2 separate regions of the Homo sapiens genome follow, and region 2 is linked to region 1. Evidence: read pairs that join two places in POLR2A ChIA-PET (ENCODE). Cell type or tissue: GM12878. All regions are shown on one strand. Each heading gives the region's core, and the rest is flanking DNA. Links, peaks and the distances in the headings are about the cores only. Region 1 overlaps REL (REL proto-oncogene, NF-kB subunit). Region 2 has its middle 47 kb from the start of REL-DT.

Region 1 (4,396 bases), core at 188-4,187:
GGATTGCTTGAGCCCAGGAGTTTGAGTCCAGCCTGGGCAACAGAGCGAGATTGTATCTCTTTAAAAAAAAAAAAAAAAAAGCACTTCAAATAGAATATTCCCCAAACGTGATTTTACTGTGATCATATCTCTTTCCCCTCATAACTGGTCTTCTTCCAATGTGCCGTATGTTAGTGATTGCGATAAAAGACCTATAGGTGTCATCTCTGACATTCCTCATCCAGGTGTACACATTGAATCTACTAACAGTTACCTTCTCAACTGGTTTTGAATCTATCCACTTCACTCAGTGAAATTCATCACCGTCATACTACCACTATAGCCTAAACTGGGGCTGCTGGAATAACCTCCTGACTGGTCTTGCATTAACCATTTTGTACCTTTTCCAAACCCTCTATCTTTCCTCGCTTTAGCCAGTGTGATCTTTTAAAATACAAATGAAATTGTCTTTCCCTTGCTTAAAACATTTTAATGGGTTTATTTGGCTCTTGGAATAAAGACAGCATTCCTTCTATATAGCCTATAAGGCCCACATGACCCACCTTTATTTCTAGCCTTCTATTAAACTCTGCTTTCCTTAATTTTTATACTCCACTCACAATGCCTTCCTTTAGTTTCCTCTGTTTCCACTGCTCTTTTCTAGGGGTCTTTGTGTGGCCTGTTCCTTTTGCCTGGAAGTGTTTTTCTTCTGTTCCAGCATAGGCTCCCATAACATCATGTATACCTCCTTCATAAAACTTGTTATGATTGCAGTTTAGCATTTGTGTATGTGTGATTATTTAATGTATATCCACTTGACCAGAGACTACCAGACTTTTTCTGTAAAGTACTAGATAGTAAATGTTTGGGGTTTTGCAAGCTGTATGGTCTCTGTTGCTCAGCTCTGCTGTTGTAGCATGAAAGCAGCCATAGATAATATGTAAACATCAGTTTGGCTGTGTTCCAATAAAACTTTATTTGCAAAGACAGACAAGATGTTGGATTTGGTCCATGAGTTACAGTTTGCCAATCTTTCCACTAGACTGTAAGCTTCTTGAGGAAAGGGATTGTATATCCCCATTACTTTGCAGAGTTTTTGGTATATAGTACGAACCCCAAAGCTTGTTGAATGTCTGTGAATGAATGAATGAATAATTGATTCAAACAATCTCTTGATCCTTCATTTCAGAATTTCAAAAATTACCACCACCCCTAATATTCCGTGAATAGCAGTCAAATATGAGATTATTCAGATGAAACAAAATGAAGTAATATAAATGTATTAATATGAAGAATTCTATAAAATCTTTTACCAAAGAAAAAGAATCAAACCAAGAATCTTTCAAAGAAGTGGAAATACTTTTGAGGAAGAGGATTATAGTTGCAAGATTTCAAGAAAGGATTAAGAATTCAAGATTTAGCTGACCAAGCATAGTGGCTCATGCCTATAATCCGAGCACTTTGGGAGGCTGAGGCAGGTGGACTGCTTGAGTCCAGGAGCTTAAGACCAGCCTGGGCAACCTGGTGAAACCCTGGCTCTACAAAAATACAAAAATTAGCCAGGTAGGGTGTCATGTACCTGTAGTCCAGCTACTCAGGAGGCTGAGGTGGGAGGATCACCCGAGCCTGGGAGGCAGAGGTTGCAGTGAGCCGGTATGGTGCCACTGCATTCCAGCCTGGGTGGCAGAGTGAGATCATCTCAAAAAAAAATGTTTTTTAAGATTTATTTTTGTAGTTATTGGAGGCAGAGGAAGGAAATGTGAAAGATATTTTAGATGCTAGCAAAATTGTAGATGTGAAGAACATGAGCATAAGACAGCATGAGTATGGAGACAGGCAGACAAAGTAGCCTCCGGTTGCAAGTGCCATGTGAAGTTTGAACAATAGTAATGTTATTATAATTGAGTTTTGCTTCCTTATTCACGCCCACCCAATTTTACTGATGTCATGGTTTTTCCATGTGGGAACAAGTATGACTGGTGGTGGTGGGGGAGTTCCCCCCACCATCGTCTATGCTACACATATGCAAATTAGTAGTATTTGTAGCTATTGGGAAGTTTTTCATAAATGACATTTTGAAACTTGTTAAATATTGTTAGCATTAAACTTCTTTCTAATACAAAAACATTTTAGTAATTTTTTATGATGAATGGCTATAACTTTATATAATGTGGCACAAAACATATTCTACTGCTAATAACAGTGAATTCAGGGCTCAAAAAGCAAATCTCTGTGGAGCTAGGCAAGCAGCATAAATGAGTGGTGTGGATCAAGTGTAGGAGGACTAACAGGCACTGTAGCAAACTAAAGAGCCCTGAATAAATGGGGCTTAGTCCCTAGCCTGTTGTTTCTGTGCCAACCTAGTATTGCCAGGTCTTTAAAATGTACAAGAGAAGCCGGAAATCCAGATGTTCATATGCAATTACCTGATTTCTAAATGTAGATAACCTGTGCAGATTTTTAAAAATATAGGCAACACTTTTGTGAGCCTAGCAAAACATACCTGTGGGCTTCAACCTGTGAACATCTCTTTACAGCTTTTGCTTTACATTATCAAACAGACTTTATTGATTTGATTCTGAATTTGTTTGGGAGGCAAATTTTACCATTTAATATTGCTTTACTGTTAATCTATATTTTGGTATGTTTGACATAGGCATATTAGTAATTGTAAAACACTGTATGTTAAAATGATATAGTATATATTATTTTTCTTTTAACAGTTCTTAGAAGTACAACCCCACTTCTTTTTTTTTTTTTGAGGCAGAGTTTTGCTTTTGTTGCCCAGGCTGGAGTGCAATGGCGTGATCTCGGCTTACCGCAACCTCTGCCTCCCAGGCTCAAGTGATTCTCCTGCCTCAGCCTCCCGAGTAGCTGAGATTACAAGCATGTGCCACTATGCCTGGCTAATTTTGTATTTTTAGTAGAGACGGGGTTTCTCCATGTTGATCAGGCTGGTCTGGAACTCCTGACCTCAGGTGATCCACCTGCCTTGGCCTCCCAAAGTGCTGGGATTACAGGCACAAGCCACGCGCCCAGCCATATAATCCCACTTCTTACTCTCTCATCTTTATCAGAGCAATTGGAAGCACGTTCATGCTTTGGTATGTACAACTGACAGCATGATAACTTCAGTATTGCTATATGTTTGATTTTTGCAATATTCCTTGTGTTTATAATGCAGTTTTGAATATTGTTTTTTTCCTGCTAGTTTCCAAAATTTGGGTATTCGATGTGTGAAGAAAAAAGAAGTAAAAGAAGCTATTATTACAAGAATAAAGGCAGGAATCAATCCATTCAATGGTAAGTATGTTTGATAAAATCATTTCTATTTATTTGGGTGTTGATTTCTGTTTCTTTTTTCTTTCTCTTTTTTTTTTTTTTTTTTTTTTTGAGACGGAGTTTTGCTCTTGTCGCCAGGCTGGAGTGCAATGGCGCGATCTCAGCTCACTGCAACCTCCGCCTCCCAGGTTCAAGCAATTCTCCTGCCTCAGCCTCAGCCTCCGGAGTAGCTGGGATTATAGGCGCCCACCATCACACCCAGCTAATTTTTGTATTTTAAGTAGAGACGGGGTTTCACCATGTTAGCCAGGCTGGTCTCGAACTCCTGACATCAGGTGATCTACCCGCTTTGGCATCCCAAAGTGCTGGGATTACAGGCGTGAGCCATTGTGCCCAGCTATTTATATCTTCAACCTGTGTTTTAAGTTCTGTGTTTACTTTTCTACTTGTTGACATGTACCTGTATCTGAGGAATGACGTATACTATTTAAAATAGTTTCTTCACAGTTGTTGAAAAAAATCTTATGCACAGAGAGGTTTTTGGTATTGTTGGAGAGTGTCACTGTTTTATATAATAAAACTTCAAAATGTTGTGATCCTTTTGAACATGGCCTTCCTTATGCCACTTCCAGCAGACAACATACACTCCCCCCTTTTGAGTGTTAAATAGGCACTGTGTTTATAAGGTATTGGAGTGCATTTAGCTCAAGGGTAACACTTAATCCCAATGTGGAAGAAGAAGCATAGAAATAATAGAAATCACACAAAGTATTTTCATAGCATATTTGTGTATATGACTAGATATTTACTGTTCAGTGAATTTTATTGGGGATAGCATTTATTAAGTATTTATACTTATGGTACTATCTGCCTCATGCTGTAAGTATAAATGCTTAATACTCCCTGGCTAACTGTTACTTGTAAGCACTCTGTATTGTTTGAATAGATAAGTACTACCACACTAGATGCTGGCATCCTATACTTAGAGTAGCCTCCATTCTGAAGTCTTTGCAGCTACTTAAATATGCAGAAGTCAGGAATTAAATGACTGTAATATTTTCAAAGAATATATTTCTTGGTCATATTTGAGACATCCTTATACTGTTGGTTTGTATTTTTCCTGGATGTATAAAAA
Region 2 (4,396 bases), core at 250-4,249, 66 kb before region 1:
AGTTCCCTAGGTACTGGTATAAACAAGGATACAAAACACACACACTCTTTCTGCCTTAACCAAACCAATATGTTCATGCTCATAGTCATTGGTCATCAGCTTTTCCAAAGCTCCTTTTCCAATCCAACTCATGACATATATCCAGTTTCATATATATTTATATATATACACACACATAATATATGTTTGTGTATATATAATATGTATAATATTTTATATTATATGTATGTGCACACATACTCTCCAGACCATCAACTCCACCAGTGTTGAAAATAAACATGGAAAAGTCCTCATCCATATCACCATAGGCGGTCTTGGAGATGGGCCTTTCAACTCAAGCTGGTCTCAGCAGCTAAGGGATTAGTCTATCCCTTGAGAAGGAACTAGGCAACTGGAATGAAACAAGAAAAGTGAGCATTTGGGGGTGACACTTCTCAAACTGAAGAATTTTTATTCTAGGGAGTATTAATTGTGAACAAATGTTCAATTTCTCATTGGGTAAAGGGTTAATCTCACTGGTGGGTAATTGCCCATGAGAAATTATCTGGTCGTGAGAAGTCTGCTCTCCATGTCCCACCCTTGGGTGAACTGTTCACACACTTCACCACTTTGAAGTCTTCCCTTGCAAAATGTATGGCATTAAAGCCTATTTGTCTTCCCCCTTAAGGGCTATGAAGCTCAAAATCAGTCACTGAATGAAACAAAACTCAGCTCCTTTGAATAAAACAATTTACTCCTTGAGTCAACTTGAGTAATTCTCACTTATGCCATTCGTAATTATAAGGGGGAAAAAAACCTTCTAATGTGTAACTTTCAAGAGCCTAAGTCATTCTCTGACAGAAAATTAAGAGCTTAGTGATTCATACCAACCTTTCTAGGCAAAAAGATGCCTCTGATTATATGATGATGTGGTCCCTCATATTTATCCCCTTGAAGGGACACAGGCTGGACCCCTATCCCAAAATGTCTCCCTCAATCTCCCCTGCTAGTTAGGGTGCTGAAAACGTGCTGGGCCCTACCCGATTGAAATGAAAATCCCCCCAGAATAGCAGTACTTTTGCCTTAATCTGACTTATGGAGGGCAGCAGGCAGAGGAGGACAGGTTTTCTGGGGCTGACATTCCCCCTTAGACTTCCCACTGAATATAAAATTACTGCCTCAATCTACTCTTTTCTCCTGGAGCCTCCAAACCATAGCTGGGAGGGAATTTTGAAAATTATCTCATCAAGCCTGCAGTGAACTGCGATCACAACACTGCACTCCAGCCTAGGCAACAGAGCGAGACCCGGTCTCCAAAAAAAGAAAAGAAAATGATCTCAAAGGCAGCAGTGAAGGGCACAGATACTAGGCTTAGTCAGGATCTGCTACGTACTAGCTGGATGACCTTGGGCAAGTTACTTAACCTCTCAGTGCCTCAGTTCCACATCTGCGATGTGGGGATGATAATGGCACCCACTTCATGTGCCTGAATCTTTCTCCATTCATCTCCTCTTCTCTGATCCAGTAAGCATTAACTTGTTGGTCCCTTAAAACTCTCTTCTGTCTTTCTGTCTCTGTTTCTCTCTCCCTTGACCTGGGCCTTCTAAACGTTATTCTCTCTTGTTTGGTCAGCCTCTCCTCGCAACCTGACCCCTTCCACCTTCACCTACCGCTTTTAGAGTTTACCTTAGATGTTACTTTCTCCTAGAAACTGTCCCTGACTGGCTGCCCCCAAGTCTGGGGTCAGCGTCTATGTGGATGTTCCTGCCACACCCTACATTTCTCTTATCCAGCACCTGTCACCCTGAATTGTAGGTGCCACGTTAGACTTCGCTCTTTGAGAACAGGCACAGTGTCTTTCTTCTCTCTTGTCCAATGACTGAGCATACAGGTTGGATAAAGATTTATTGAATTAAGGAATGAACCAGTAGATAGATGGATGAAGGTTAGACAGAAGCCTAATACCAACTTATGGAAATTCCTACAGACATTTCAGTGGAGAGGGTATGAGAATGGAATTACCCAGAGCAGGGATCTTTGCCATCAAATATAGATTTAGATGTTACTTAATTTCCTTTTAAAAATGGATGGCCTTTACTGCCAACAGCTCAGAAACTACTTGTTTCATTTAACTTTATCTCCACATATGTAGGAGTAATATACCCTCAGGATAACAATACCAAGAAGTTTCTTTTTTTTATTTTAGAAGAGGACAAACAGGAAGGAAAAACAGGAATTGAATCCCCTAGTATGTAGTCATGTGTTTCTGTTTTCTCAGAGCCTCAGTTATAGTGAAGAGATACATGACATTTAGATATGAAGCTTGGATCTCAGTCCCTGGTGAAAATAGGGTATTTCCATGAGGTAATCACTGCTCTAAATATGTCAATAGTGTGTTGTCATTCTGTTGAATAGAGCTCCAGCCCGAAGGAATTTCCCTAGGAGCCCTGCTTCAGCCATCTCCCTGGCCCCCTGGGAGGGAGGGGTTTATCTGGTTTTTGCCTTGGTCTGAATGTGAGGTCATCCCCATCACGCACACTCTTCAGGGCACTGTCCCAGGCACTGAGAAACAAAAGGGTGGGAGGTAGACATGGTCTCCATCCAGAGAGAGCAGAGGGTCCCAAGGGTACACAGACAAATCACCATCCTGAGGCACGGGGCCAGGGAAGAGAGCAAGACTTTGTTCATGGACAGGACAGGAAATGAATGAGGGAGCAGACGAGTGGCCAAACTGAGACCCTCTTACCTTTGACAAGTTGACAGTGAAGCAAAGGAAGCAGATGAGGCAGGACTTTGCTCGTGAAGCAGGGTCGGGGGTGCATTTGTAAAGGAAGGAGCCGCTAGAGAGGAGCTAGGAGGCTGTGATAGATAAAAGACAGAGTGAAGGACAGTGGGAGACAGCAGAACAAGATCAAGATGGAGGAGTCAACTTTGGTTTGAAAGAACTTTTCCTCATCTAAAATCCAGGGATTGGCCGGGCACGGTTGCTCACGCCTATAATCCCAGCACTTTGGGAGGCCGAGGTGGGCAGATCACCTGAGGTCAGGAGTTCGAGACCAGCCTGGCCCACATGGCAAAACCCCAACTGTACTAAAAATACAAAAAAACAATGAGCCAGGCGTGGTGGTGCATGCCTGTAATCCCAGCTACTCAGGAGGCTGAGGCAGGAGAATCACTTAAACCTGGGAGGCAGAGGTTGCAGTGAGCTGAGATTGCTCCACTGCACTCCAGCTGGGCCACAAAGCAAGACTCCATCTCAAAAAGAAGAAGAAAAAGAAAGAAAGAAAGAAAGAAAGAAAGAAAGAAAGAAAGAAAGAAAGAAAGAAAGAAAGAAAGAAAGAAAGAAAGAAAGAAAAAATAAATCCAGGGATCAATATAAAAACAGATTTTTCTGGGGAGAGGAGAGAAGTAAGCATAGGGAGTTCCTACTGGAGCCAGGCAGTCCTGGGACCAAGTGCCTGCATTGTGACTTGGAGGACCAAGTGCCTGCATTGTGACTTGGAGGAAGTTGCCTCTTTAAACCCGGGATTCATCATCTGCAAGACAAGGTTATTGATACTCGCCTCGCAGATGAAGTGTAGTTATGGCGCCAGCCTAGTGCTTATGGCTGCTGCATACATGGTAGCAGCTGTGATTACTACTGTAACTCATCTCAGGGAAGCAGGAGGTGTAGGCATCCACAGAAGGGTAACAGGGAAAGGATGGTTTAGGGGCTTTGGGGAAATGAGCCGCCATGGGACTATTACAGAGATAGTCAGAAGGGGACTAGAAGGAAGGCCATGAGGTGGTAAAGGACCAGCAAAGGTCCAAGGGCAGGAATTTGGGGCAGTCCATTGGTAACTCTGGGACTTTAACTGGTAGGGTTCAGCAGCCTGGGAGTGGGATCTCAGCAGCTGGGGAGAGGGATTGACATTTCCATTAACATTGTGTGGACATTCACATCCGTGAAGGAAGTGTCTAAACTCTAGTTTTAGGGAGGCTGATCTTTTGATCAGGGTTTGCACAACAAAGCACCACTCCGGTGCCTGTAATTCTAGGACTCCCTGTTTCGCAGCCGTTAGCATCAGACAGGTTTCCACCAGTTTTCGTTCAAGTCACTGCCCTAACAACCTTCCTATGTGTGTGTACAGAAGGAAGAGCCAGATATATGATGAACAATGGTTTATGACAGACCCAACAAATGCCTTTGAGACAGAATGCCTTTGAGATGTTACCTTACGCTGCTGGTCATTCATTTTGACAACTTGGATTGTCAATTGACTTGTAGTAAAAGGAGCACCCTAGAACAGTTTCTAAACCTCAGCACTAACCAGATATGGTGCCAGATAATTCTTTGCTGTGGAGGTTGCCCTGTGGATTATAAGATGTTTAGCAGTATCCTTGGCCTCTACCCACTAGATGCCAGTAGCAGCCCTCC

The links. ChIA-PET counts read pairs that join two places held together with the same protein. Peaks named below come from ENCODE experiments on the same cell type or tissue, not always from the same donor. Only the 100,000 strongest peaks of a DNase experiment are listed, where the experiment ranks them.
Region 2: POLR2A ChIA-PET joins it to region 1 with 9 read pairs; 4 of 35 experiments call an interaction of 5 or more read pairs at or near these places.

Annotation. Positions count from the first base shown.
Region 1 is chr2:60,897,802-60,902,197 of GRCh38, forward strand. It overlaps REL (REL proto-oncogene, NF-kB subunit), which reads left to right. Exons shown (of 10, transcript NM_001291746.2): 4 at 3,191-3,282. Among named protein-coding and RNA genes, the nearest start is that of REL, 18 kb to the left of the region's middle. In GM12878, for the core only: no CTCF peak of the experiment used is centred there; a DNase peak (open chromatin) is centred at 1,940; H3K27ac peaks cover 1,060 bases.
Region 2 is chr2:60,832,114-60,836,509 of GRCh38, forward strand. No RefSeq gene overlaps it. Among named protein-coding and RNA genes, the nearest start is that of REL-DT, 47 kb to the right of the region's middle. RefSeq lists enhancers at 2,116-2,175, 2,206-2,255, 2,366-2,485. In GM12878, for the core only: no CTCF peak of the experiment used is centred there; a DNase peak (open chromatin) is centred at 2,338; H3K27ac peaks cover 1,658 bases.